3 separate regions of the Mus musculus genome follow, and regions 1 and 2 are each linked to region 3. The links are chromatin contacts, found by Hi-C or POLR2A ChIA-PET in ENCODE. All regions are on one chromosome and are shown on one strand. The core of a region is the stretch at or near the end of the contact, and the rest is flanking DNA. Distances in the headings are between cores, read along the strand shown. Region 1 holds the start of Phykpl (5-phosphohydroxy-L-lysine phospholyase). Region 2 holds the start of Zfp2 (zinc finger protein 2). Region 3 holds the start of Clk4 (CDC like kinase 4).

Evidence for each region. A loop is a pair of places that touch in the nucleus more often than their neighbours do. ChIA-PET counts read pairs that join two places held with the same protein, here RNA polymerase II (POLR2A).
Region 1: POLR2A ChIA-PET joins it to region 3 with 22 read pairs in Patski. The contact joins the promoter of Phykpl here to the promoter of Clk4 in region 3. POLR2A ChIA-PET finds 5 or more read pairs at or near these places in 3 of 5 experiments (Patski and embryonic stem cell).
Region 2: a map of regulatory T cell shows a loop between it and region 3 (2.7-fold over the local background). The contact joins the promoter of Zfp2 here to the promoter of Clk4 in region 3. A Hi-C loop is called at or near these places in 1 of 37 maps with a recorded cell type or tissue (regulatory T cell). POLR2A ChIA-PET finds 5 or more read pairs at or near these places in 3 of 5 experiments (Patski and embryonic stem cell).

What each region holds. Positions count from the first base shown.
Region 1 is chr11:51,582,900-51,586,105 of GRCm38, forward strand. Phykpl (5-phosphohydroxy-L-lysine phospholyase) reads left to right here and starts at 1,882. Exons shown (of 13, transcript NM_028398.3): 1 at 1,882-1,980; 2 at 2,615-2,733. The coding sequence starts at 1,922. It overlaps Col23a1 (collagen, type XXIII, alpha 1), which reads left to right. Exons shown (of 29, transcript NM_153393.2): 29 at 1-1,026.
Region 2 is chr11:50,914,849-50,918,223 of GRCm38, forward strand. It overlaps Zfp2 (zinc finger protein 2), which reads right to left and starts at 1,328. Exons shown (of 6, transcript NM_001044698.2): 1 at 1,261-1,328.
Region 3 is chr11:51,260,852-51,264,431 of GRCm38, forward strand. Clk4 (CDC like kinase 4) reads left to right here and starts at 2,263. Exons shown (of 13, transcript NM_007714.6): 1 at 2,263-2,418. BC049762 (cDNA sequence BC049762) reads right to left here and starts at 2,153. Exons shown (of 3, transcript NM_001382322.1): 1 at 1,782-2,153. The coding sequence starts at 1,806.

The sequences.
Region 1 (3,206 bases), core at 632-3,131, 320 kb after region 3:
CCCTGGGCCATTCTTGGCCCATTACTGCCCCCGTGTGGACTCATACCTTGTATCCTTGCAAATGGACATGCAGAGCCATGGAGTGTCCTGTGCCAGCCTGAAGTGAGGACAGAGAGAATGAGTTGTTCAAGGTCCCAAGTGAGACGCTGGGGAGTGCCCTGCCTCAACAATGAGGCTCAAGGACTGAGAGGAGGCCTTGGTTCTCCCTACCAAGAAGGCCAGTTCTCTTTGTAATTATTTGTAAGTCAAATAATTCTGGAAGGGAGGTATCTGTTTATTGAGTCCTTGACTATCCTGTGTTCCATGCCGCTAAAGAAACCAACGAGATGACTGTCCCCATGGACAGATGGCTCTGAGGCTTGAGAGAAGCGACCTTACTAGATTCCCTGTCCTTAAAGCTTTGAGTTGTCACAGGATTGGGGGACACTCCTGGCATTCAGAAGACAGTCGAGGTTAGCATACACCTGAAATCCAGGACACTGGACACGCCCAGTAGTGAAGCTGCTCACTGTGAATGCCAGCTGAGGAAACCCTGCTCTGGATTCAAGGGTTGGGCAGGGGAATGATTGCTTGTTGGTTGAGACAGGGTCTCAATACATAACTTAGGCTGGTCCCAAAGTTGCAGCTCTGCCTCAGCTTCCCAAGTGCTGGGATTACAGGCTTGCACCACCATGCCCCCCACTACATCCAAGTCTTGTTCAGTCCCTTCCTCCTTTCAGCCTGTGCCTTCTTGGCCTCCAGGGTTGCCTTGAAAGGACAGATGCCAGAAAATGGAGAGAGGATGGGACCAAGGACAGGAAGGATAGGCCTTTTCTGAGCAGGAAGATGGACTTTTAGGTAGGTTTATGGTTAAAAACATGAAATACCGCTCAGTTGGGGAAGATGGAAGGGCTCTGTGACTGGGTTTTGGTGACAAGATGCAACATTGAGAATGTACTAATGCCACTGAATTGTATGTACCCTTCAAAATTGCTTGTTTTTTTATGTATATTTTACCACAATAAAAACAAACAAAAACCACAAGAATACAAAGCTGTTCTTTAATAAGTGCTGTAAGCATTTTGCAGTTTTCTAGGGAAGAAAAGAAATAAGCTACTGGAGAATGGGGCAGCGGGCTGGCATGTGAACAAGACTGCCCCAGTCTGCTGAGGGGCCTTCTCAGGCCTTTGTTCCAGGGTTCATCAAGACAGTCAGCTCCAGCGCTCAACCCATAAGGGAGTATCCCTTCTCTCCCACCTCCGGGACCACAGAGGTCTCTTGTCACTCAGTGTGCTAGGTAAGAGTTCAGGAGACCTTGTTTTAGTCCGGCCTCTGCAGCGGGCCTATTGTGTGCCTCGGAGCAAAGCCGTTCTTTTCTGGGCCTGTTTCCTGCACAGTACATAAGGTAGGACTCAGAAGTTTTCCAAACCTCTTCCTATCTGCCCACTGCAAAATTCTCTTCCTGTAGCGACATGTCAAGTTTATCCTGTCTAATCCTAGCAAGAATTTCTAGAGATCTCCGTGGTCTGCCCCAGCAGTGGCACCGAACTCTACAGCGCCATGCCAGGAAGGCCTTTGTCCTTCCAGGGTGCCAGTAATTTACCCTCACAGGGTGTCACGTTATCAGCGCAGAGACAGCAACCTGCTCGGGCGTGCCCCGCCGCAGTTTAGAGTCCCGCTCCACCTGGCGGTCTGGGGACACATTCCTGGGAGGGAAACCTCGGGCGTAGGAGAGAAGGGCGAAGTCCGACCATGGATCAGCGGAGAGTATCCGCCCGTGATGACGTGAACTGCAAGCTATCTCGCTTGCAAGTTCCGTAAACGCCCGGGAAGGGAGCTCCTGGGGGCGGGACCAGCACTGAAGCCCCACCCAGAGCTGACGTCGCGGGCGGAGGCGGAGCTAAGCGCGCAGCATCTGGGTACTGGCTGACCGCTCGGCGCCATGGCCGCGGACACGCGCGCCAAGGCCGTCACTCTGGACCTGAGACGTCGGCTGCTCAGGTACCGGGTGTGGGCTCCGAAAGCGCGTATAGCGCCCACCCCGAGTCCCTGATTTCCCCGCCTCCCTCAGCCTACTAGAAGCGGCCGTGAACCACCCCGCGACTCCGGGGCGTCCCCTGTCCCGTGGAGCGAGCTTTGCCCCTGGCAGCCACCTGCATAAGGAGCTGGGCCTGGCCTGGGGGGCAGTCATGTCACGGGCAGGGTTACAGGAAGTCTGCTCTTGGCCTGTGAGGAGTATCCTCGGTGCCACGTGGAGAGAAGCTTATGGTTGGAACTTAGGACTGGAGCTAGCCATTACTAACGGGGACAGCAAGGCCACTGGGTTGGCAAGGAATGTTAGGGGCTGAGATGCAGCTCCTAACAAGGGGGTTTTCTTCAGGAAGCCATTCCGAAGCCCTTTTCACTGGGACTGGAGGAGTCTCAGTGTGCAAGCAAAACTGAGAGGGCCACAAAGGCTTAGTTTTGTCTCAGAAACTTTCTGCTCCGTCCTGTTCACAGGAATGGGGAGGCAGGGAAGTTCCACCGTGCCCTGCAAGCTTTTGTCCATCCCAGAATCAGGAAGGAGTGAAGGGGGCTGTAATGAGTGGAGGTCAGTCTTCAGACAGGGTTGTCGATCCTTTGCCTGTCCCCACAGCTCTTCCTGCAGACTCTTTTTTCCTGAGGATCCTGTTAAGATTATCCGAGGCCAAGGGCAGTACCTGTACGATGAGCAAGGGCGAGAGTACCTGGACTGTATCAACAACGTGGCTCATGGTCAGTATGACGCCTCTCACCCTTGGTGAGACAGGGGAGGAGGCTGAGGCCATAGATCTGACTGATAGCCTGGGTTGAACAGAACTGAATCGGATGCTCAGGGGGGCACCCCAGTCTTTGTGAAAAGACTCCACACCATAGCTGTGCTAAACCAGGCAGGCCTGAGAGGTTCACATGCCAAGGTCCAAGCTGCACGTCCCACGTGGAACTCACATCAAACCAGGCATATATACAGTCCACCCATCCATGACCACAAATGTAGTGTGCTCATCTTGGCCTCGTGCAGGGTGCTGACAGCAGGCCTTCACCTCTATTGACTACTATAGGGGTAATAGGAAACTTTAGTATGAATTCAGCCAACTGGGCTACCACAGCTGTTAGAAGGCACATTGCAGGCAGGTAAGGGTTAAAACCCAGGACTCTCCCAGCACTCAGGGCACAGAGGCAGGGGGGTCTCCTGAGTTAACAGCCAG
Region 2 (3,375 bases), core at 78-2,577, 350 kb before region 3:
ATAGATACATACAAGTGAAATGTAGGTTTATATGACTATAGCAATATGCAACTTTTCTGTAGATTCATCTGTTTGTACAACAGATGCAAAAGTTAGGAATAAAATGGGCTGGAGTTTAGCATAAGGATATTATTTGAAGGAGGGTCTTCTCACTAAGTAGCCTTGGCTGGCCCAGACTCTGTGGAGCAGGTGGCCTCAAACTCATCCCCCTGCCTCTGTGGGATTCAAGGCACACACTACCACACCTAGCTTGCACCTCTCCAAAGCTTAAGAGGCTACTAGCAGCACTTCCAGTTGATGTGGGGCGTCAGTCACTCTTAACACCGCAACCATCTTTAGAAACTGCTACTTTTCTGGAAAGAATAAGACAGGAGATGCCCAAAGGTCTAATTATAACGTTGACCTAGAAATTTCACTACAAGGTTTTGTGGAAAGAGGCAATACAAAGAATGACATAACTGTACCATGTCCAATATTAAAATAAAAACAAAACACAACAAAAACAAAAAAGCCCAAAAGTCCAAAGGGAACCATTCGTGAAAATGACAGCTTTAACTGCTCTTAAAAATTAGTGTCTTAAGGCTATTCTCATCTCCATTGGGTGGTGGTTTAGATGCACTTCAAGCATCTTACAAAATGCCTTTTGTAACTCCATTTTTAAAGGTGAATGGAGGAAAGGCACTAACATCTTTTTTTTTTTTTTTGGAAGCAAAAGGTTTCTATTTATACATATAACACAATACATGGACTTTAGGACAAATTTCGAATGATTTCGCTCGTACATTTTTCTAGTTGACCAATAATGAACTTAAAGAAAGGGTGGGCACGTTCTTGCTTATTCAGGACTCATTTTACAAGCTCCTCCTTCGCAGGCAGAGGGCGGGTCCCCAGCAGCGGTGCACACAATGGCCAGAGCCCCGGACTGTGGTCCCGTGCCCTGCCAAGCTTCAGAGAGCGGGTCTACCACGCATTCATAGTGCATACCGAACCAGAGCTGCTCGGCCAGGTAGAGCTGGAGAGCAGTCGGGCGCGAATGACCCCGGGGTACGGGGGGATACCGAGCTGGGGGGTCTCGGTTAGGGTGTCCTGCGGCCTGGCGCGCGCGTGAGCTGCGCACCTGCGACTTCGTGCTCCTTGCGGACGAAGGATCACCTTTCTGTCTGGCCGGCTCTGCTCTTTTGGCACCAGAGCCCCGGGCTCCCAGTGGGAACGCCTCCGCCTCCCCGCCCGTGGACCACCCGCCCGAGGAAGCGCACTCACCACAGTCACTGAAGAAGCCAGAGGCTGGCGGCACAGGCAGCCGCACTGGGCGCGCGGGACTACATTTCCCACAAGACCATGAGCCCTCGACAGGGCTTCCAGTTGCGCAGGCGCAACCGCAGGGCTGCGGGCCAGCGATTGCTCCCCTAGTGCTCAGGCAAGGTTTGCCACCTTAAGCTTATTTTCTTAAAGAAACTGGTTCTAGAACCTTTTCCTTTCCTAAATTAAGAGAACCTTGGACACCCCCTTGCATGAGGTTAGGATGAGAGGTAAGCTACTAATGTAATGTAGATACTTCACGGCGCTCTGTGACCAGGTAGTAAATGATGCACTGGCTGGGTGAATTGTTACTGTGGAAAACCAGCCACCTCTGTGAGTGAAACTCGTGGGTGCTAAGGTAGTTTCGGCTGCATCCACGGCTTTGGAACTTGGAGAATATCTTAGGATAATTTCCATCCTATCTTAGGATAGAAAGATAGGTTACAAACTGTAATATTGGGTTCTTGTCTGGCCGCTTGTTTTTTAACGTTTTTTCTTTAAAATCTGACATCATGATACTTGAATACAGTGCACTGTGATCACATTCACCCCCAGCGACCCTCATTCATGTGCCCTTCTTTCACTGACCTCCATCCTTCCCAACTAGTCCTTCTTCTATACTTTTGGTCCTTTCCCCCTCGCTTCAGCCTGTAAAACTTCTATTCCATGCAACAAAGACTATGTTCCGAACCAAATGTCGGACGGGCATCTGGAGGCCACTTTTTGACGAGGCTCAAAAATCCTATTAGCCAAACGTGCGTGCCCAAATTCCTTTTATCCCACACCTTCCGCTTTTATCCCACACCTTCCGTCTTAGGTCTTTGACATTGTGTTTCTGCTCTGATGGGAGGATCTCCTGGGACTCGGAAGCTCAGGAACCACACAGCTCTGAGGTGGGACAATGTCCCAAAAGAAGGGCACCCTGAGACATGGGAGCTGAGGAACTAGATAGCTCTAAGAGGAAGCCTCCTCAGCAGAGGCGATGCAGCTACCAGGGCATGGCGTCCTCAGCGGAGCTCAGGAGCCTCAGTCCCTCTCCTTCTCATCGTTTCTTCTCTTCATTGCTTCTTTTCTTCTTCACTTCTGACCAGGCATAAGAATCTCATGAAAGAGATTTATTGGATGGACCAGGGTGTGAAGGGATGAATCCAGGGATGGCTGCTCTCTATCCTAGGGAACAGACAACAGGGAATTAGACAAAGTGGCAGTGCTTATATAGGATCTCTTAGGGGGCGGGGCTTTCCAGGGCAGAGATTTCCAGAGTGATGATTGGTGGGATTTCAAGTCCTGAATTTGGGGAGCTCAGGGATTAGTGGATTTTCTGCTCAAGGATTGATGTTTTGTCTGTGTGTCTGTGTGTGTGTGGGGGGGGGGAAGCTCAGGAATTGGCGGCTTTTTTCACCCCCCCTTTCCCTGCATCAGGCCCATGGGTTAGATGTTTTTCCCAGCCGCTGGTGGTTTTGACTGAGGCACCGTCTCTGTAGGTTGGAGAGGAGGTGCTGGCATTATGGACATCTCCTGCAGTGGTGTTTGACCAAGGCTGTGGGCTGAGGCAGCAAAGAAGGTGTTGCCACCGTGGACAGCTCTTCATGAAGGCAGTAGGCAGAAGTAGGAAAGGTGTAGCCATGTTGAACAGTTCTTGAGGGCCAGCTCCTGCTGAGGCTGCTGAGGCAGGAAAGGCGTGCACCACTGTGAACACCTCCCGTGATGGCTGCAAGGTGGTACCATCATTTTAACAGGAGTCCCCATTTTGGACACCTCACATGGTATGGGTTGTGAGAAGAGGCCTGCCGCCATTTTGACTGCTTTTGCGGTGCACAGCTCTGGGACTACTGAGCTGTCTTTAGCAGGTAGCTCCTCTTTGGTGTCCACTATGCCCTCTCCTTGTTGGCTTAAGTCTCCAGCTGGCTTTTTTTTTTTTTAATTCAGAGATGAGCTCTTGTTTAATGCAAGTGGCTACCCCTATTGCCAACATACTGAATAAAAATTTATTGCTCTTTACTGGTAGTGTCTGGCTTTTTTTTCATAGTTGTCTGGACTATTTAAAAATATGGGAAAATGAAAAATGTCACAATT
Region 3 (3,580 bases), core at 1,013-3,512:
AGTCTCTAGATAGATTCAATTACATTTTTAAATTTAGATTTTAGTTAAATTAACGTAGAAACAGTGACTAGTAATGTGTGATGGCAGTTCCATTCTAATGGGTGGGTGGGTGGGGGTTATCTAAGGATCCACTATTAGAAGGAATTCTATCTTCTCTATAAACTTTTGGGCATGACCTAGTCAAAGTTTTGGTAAATGGTTTCTCTCTTGCAGTTACCAGAACCAATATCCTGACGAATCCTGAAGGCTGACCAAGTGCCTGTGGCTAGTATTTCCAGAGGGTACATGCATCTGTGATCTGGCCCTGGATCTGAGACCCGTTCATTGATAGGTCAGACCTAATAGCTCACACCAGTGATGCCAGCAATTCGGAAGCTGTAACAGGAGGATTTCTACAAGTTCCAGGCAAGCTTAGACTAAATAATAAGTTCCAGATTGTCCCTGTGTATACAAAGACGATCACAAAGGAAGAGGGGAAAAAAGAAGAAAGAATAGTGGGGAAGGAGAGAAGAGAGACCCATATAAGTAATTAAAGGAGCAGTGCAGGGCACTTCCTGTATTCCCTGAATGGTATGAATTCAGATGCTTCCTGCCCACTCCATATGCTCTGCAGAGTGCACTGGGAATTGGGATGCTTTCAACATTGTTTGACTGAATCTTTGTTACTCCTGTGCTGTTTGACTTTCTCTTCAGAAGTGTTAGGAACCCTGGAGGAAACTGGGATATTGTCCATCTTGGGCAGTATGGGATGCCTGAGAGATCCATTGTGACTCATTCATGGTGTGGCCTTTAATCAACTTTGCTAAATGTGAAGGGATTCATTGTTTCATAATGGGAGCTTCAGAGACAAATCACCATGAAACGAGCCTTTTCAAGACAGACCCTTTTGGTCTTGCCAAAAGATGGACTCAGAATACTTTTCTCTAACTGATTAAGAAAAAAGTAAGTTGTTTTTTACTTTGTTGCATGAATGGAGGCAGTAAGTATGACAATGAAACCGTAAGCTAGCAAAGTTTGAATGGTATTTTCAGGAGTTAAATTTGTCATTAAAGCAAGGAGCTAAGAATCACCTCTTAGAGTTGTCTAGATTACTAAGACTGTCTATAAAGTGATTGGCATAGAGTATTTAATTAATCTGGTTATGACAGCTCATATTTATGCTTCAAGCTCTTGGAGGAAGGAGATAAGAGATAGGACGACCAGAAGAAGTTCAACCCTACTGGGTTAGACAGTAATTATGGTGTTGGATTCTCAGCAGTTTTGTTTTTTGAGTTTTGATCTCATGTAGCTCAGACTGGCCTTGAACTTGCTATATGGCCCAGGATGACCTAGAATTCCTGATCCTCCTGTTTCTAAATCCTAAATGCTGGGATTACAGGCCTGCACCACAAAAGCCCAGTTCTCTGAAATTAAAAAAGGATATATATTAAGAATTTGTTATGTCGCCAGGCAGTGATAGTGCACGCCTTTAATCCCAGCACTTGGGAGGCAAGAGGCAGGTGAGTTTCTGAGTTCAAGGCCAGCCTGGTCTACCGAGTGAGTTCCAGGACAGCCAGGATTACACAGAGAAACCCTGTCTCGAAAAAAAAACCAAAAAGTCTGACCACAAATGCCCGTTTGTTGAGTAACTGTAGTAGAAAATCATGAGGCTGCCATGGTTGTAACCGGAAGAATACTGTCAGAAGTCTTAGGACAAACCTCCCCATTCCTTTCGATTTGCTGGCTGAGAAGGCGAGGAGGAAGAGAGAGAGGAAGGCAAAGAGAAAGAGAAGGGTAAGCACCTGCTACGCTTGTTTTTAGAGGCATATTCAGGTAAACTTCTCCAAATCCAGTTTAGAGCGGAAGCGCCAGGTGACAGCCATATCCTGGTCACTGAGCTGCCCTAGCTGGGAGCATTCGGGGACTCTGCGCTCTGGTGGCTCTACCTGGAGCTGAGGTTGAGGGGCGACTGGTAGATGGAGTGCGATGAGCTTCCCACTTTAAGCTGATGGGAAAAGGTCAGAGGTTGGCCCTACCCAGCGTGGCCACGCCCAGCAAAACTCTTCGAGAGCCCGACGCGCGCCGCAGACTTAAGGCGGGCTTCCAGGTTCACCTAAGAACAGAAAGAACCTCAGCCTGACAAGCGGACAGAACCTCGTCCTACCCGCGCCTCCAGCGCTGCGCAGCCGCAGTGTGGCTGATCAAGCCCCGCCGTCCCTGACGTCACAGACCCCTCGTCCCCTTGCACGATCTGTGGGCGGGCACGAGGCTTCGTGACGCATGCGCGCTGGCTCGGCGTAGGTGGCGCTGGAGCCACCTGAGGAGGTTGTAGGGTGACGGCGCGGACGCCATTTTGTCGGTGTCTGTCGCAGCGGCTGGAGAGGAACGACGGCGGTTTGGCGACATTTCTCGGCCAAAAGGCCGCTTGCTTTTGCGGAGGTGAGGTGGGCAGTGTCGCGCGGAGCCAGGTGTCTGAGGAGAGAGTGGGCTTTGGGCGTCAGCACCGGGAGGATGCGTCCGCGGGGCTGGCGGGGTGCCTCTCGGCCGGCGGCGACAACACCCGAGCTGCCGCGGTTTCGCCGCTCGAGTCAAGGCCCGCAGGCCCCGGGTTCGCCCGACGGTGCGGTCCGGCAGCTTGGGCCTCGCTCACCTCTTGTCAAGGCCTCGGCCGTCCATCGCAGGAACCAGCGGGGAGACCCTTGGCGGGACGCATCCCCGGTACTAGTGCCGTCCAGAGTCGAAGTCACCCCGACCCCCTACTCACCCCTGTCTGTGGCCTCGGCCGTTTGCATAACCGGAGCCTTTTCCAAAGTCCGCTATTCGCTCTGTTGTTCAGCTCTAAGGGCCCTGGCCAGCTGCCCGGAAGAGGTAGGGCAGGCGCTGCGGCGAGCCAGGCAGCGGCTGGAGTTCACCTCCAGCTTCGAGGATCACACTTGGGAAGGAAGGTTCGTCCTTCATGCCAGGCGGTCACCCCACCCCAAGCCCCCCCTAGATCTGGGTCGCCCCGATTGCCCAGGCATTATGTAGGCCAGGCAGGACTCGAACTCAGGAGATTCTCCTGCCTCTGCCTCCTGAGTGATGGGATTAGAGAGCTGAGTGATGGAATTAGAGAGCGAACATTGCATTTACATTGTGACAGCTCTGTTGCTCAAGTAGCCAACCCTCTAAACCAGTGGACCGATTGTCACCTGGTCTAATGTTAAAGCTGCAGATATTTGGCCTAATTTTGAACACGCACCCGAGGGCCTCTTGTACCCCCACTTAAATGGGAGACTGAAACTTCTAAAACGTGGTGGAGAATAATATTTCTAGTATGAGCGTATACATATGGGTTCCATTGTATCTTTTATTGAAAGGATACAGAGGATTGTAGCATGATTTTTAAGTGTTAGAGATAGTGTAATATTTTGAGGTAGCTTTTCTTTCCTGTGTATGAAAGCTCTCATGAGCTCAGAAATCTTTTACTTTGCCTCCTAAGTAAATATTTCTTTGTTGGTTGTTTGAAACAAGGTCTCGCTGTGCAGACCAGGCTGTCCTTGAAGTCTCTCAGAACTCCACCTGCCTCTGCCTCTAGGGTGGCACGTGTCACCACACCTGCCTA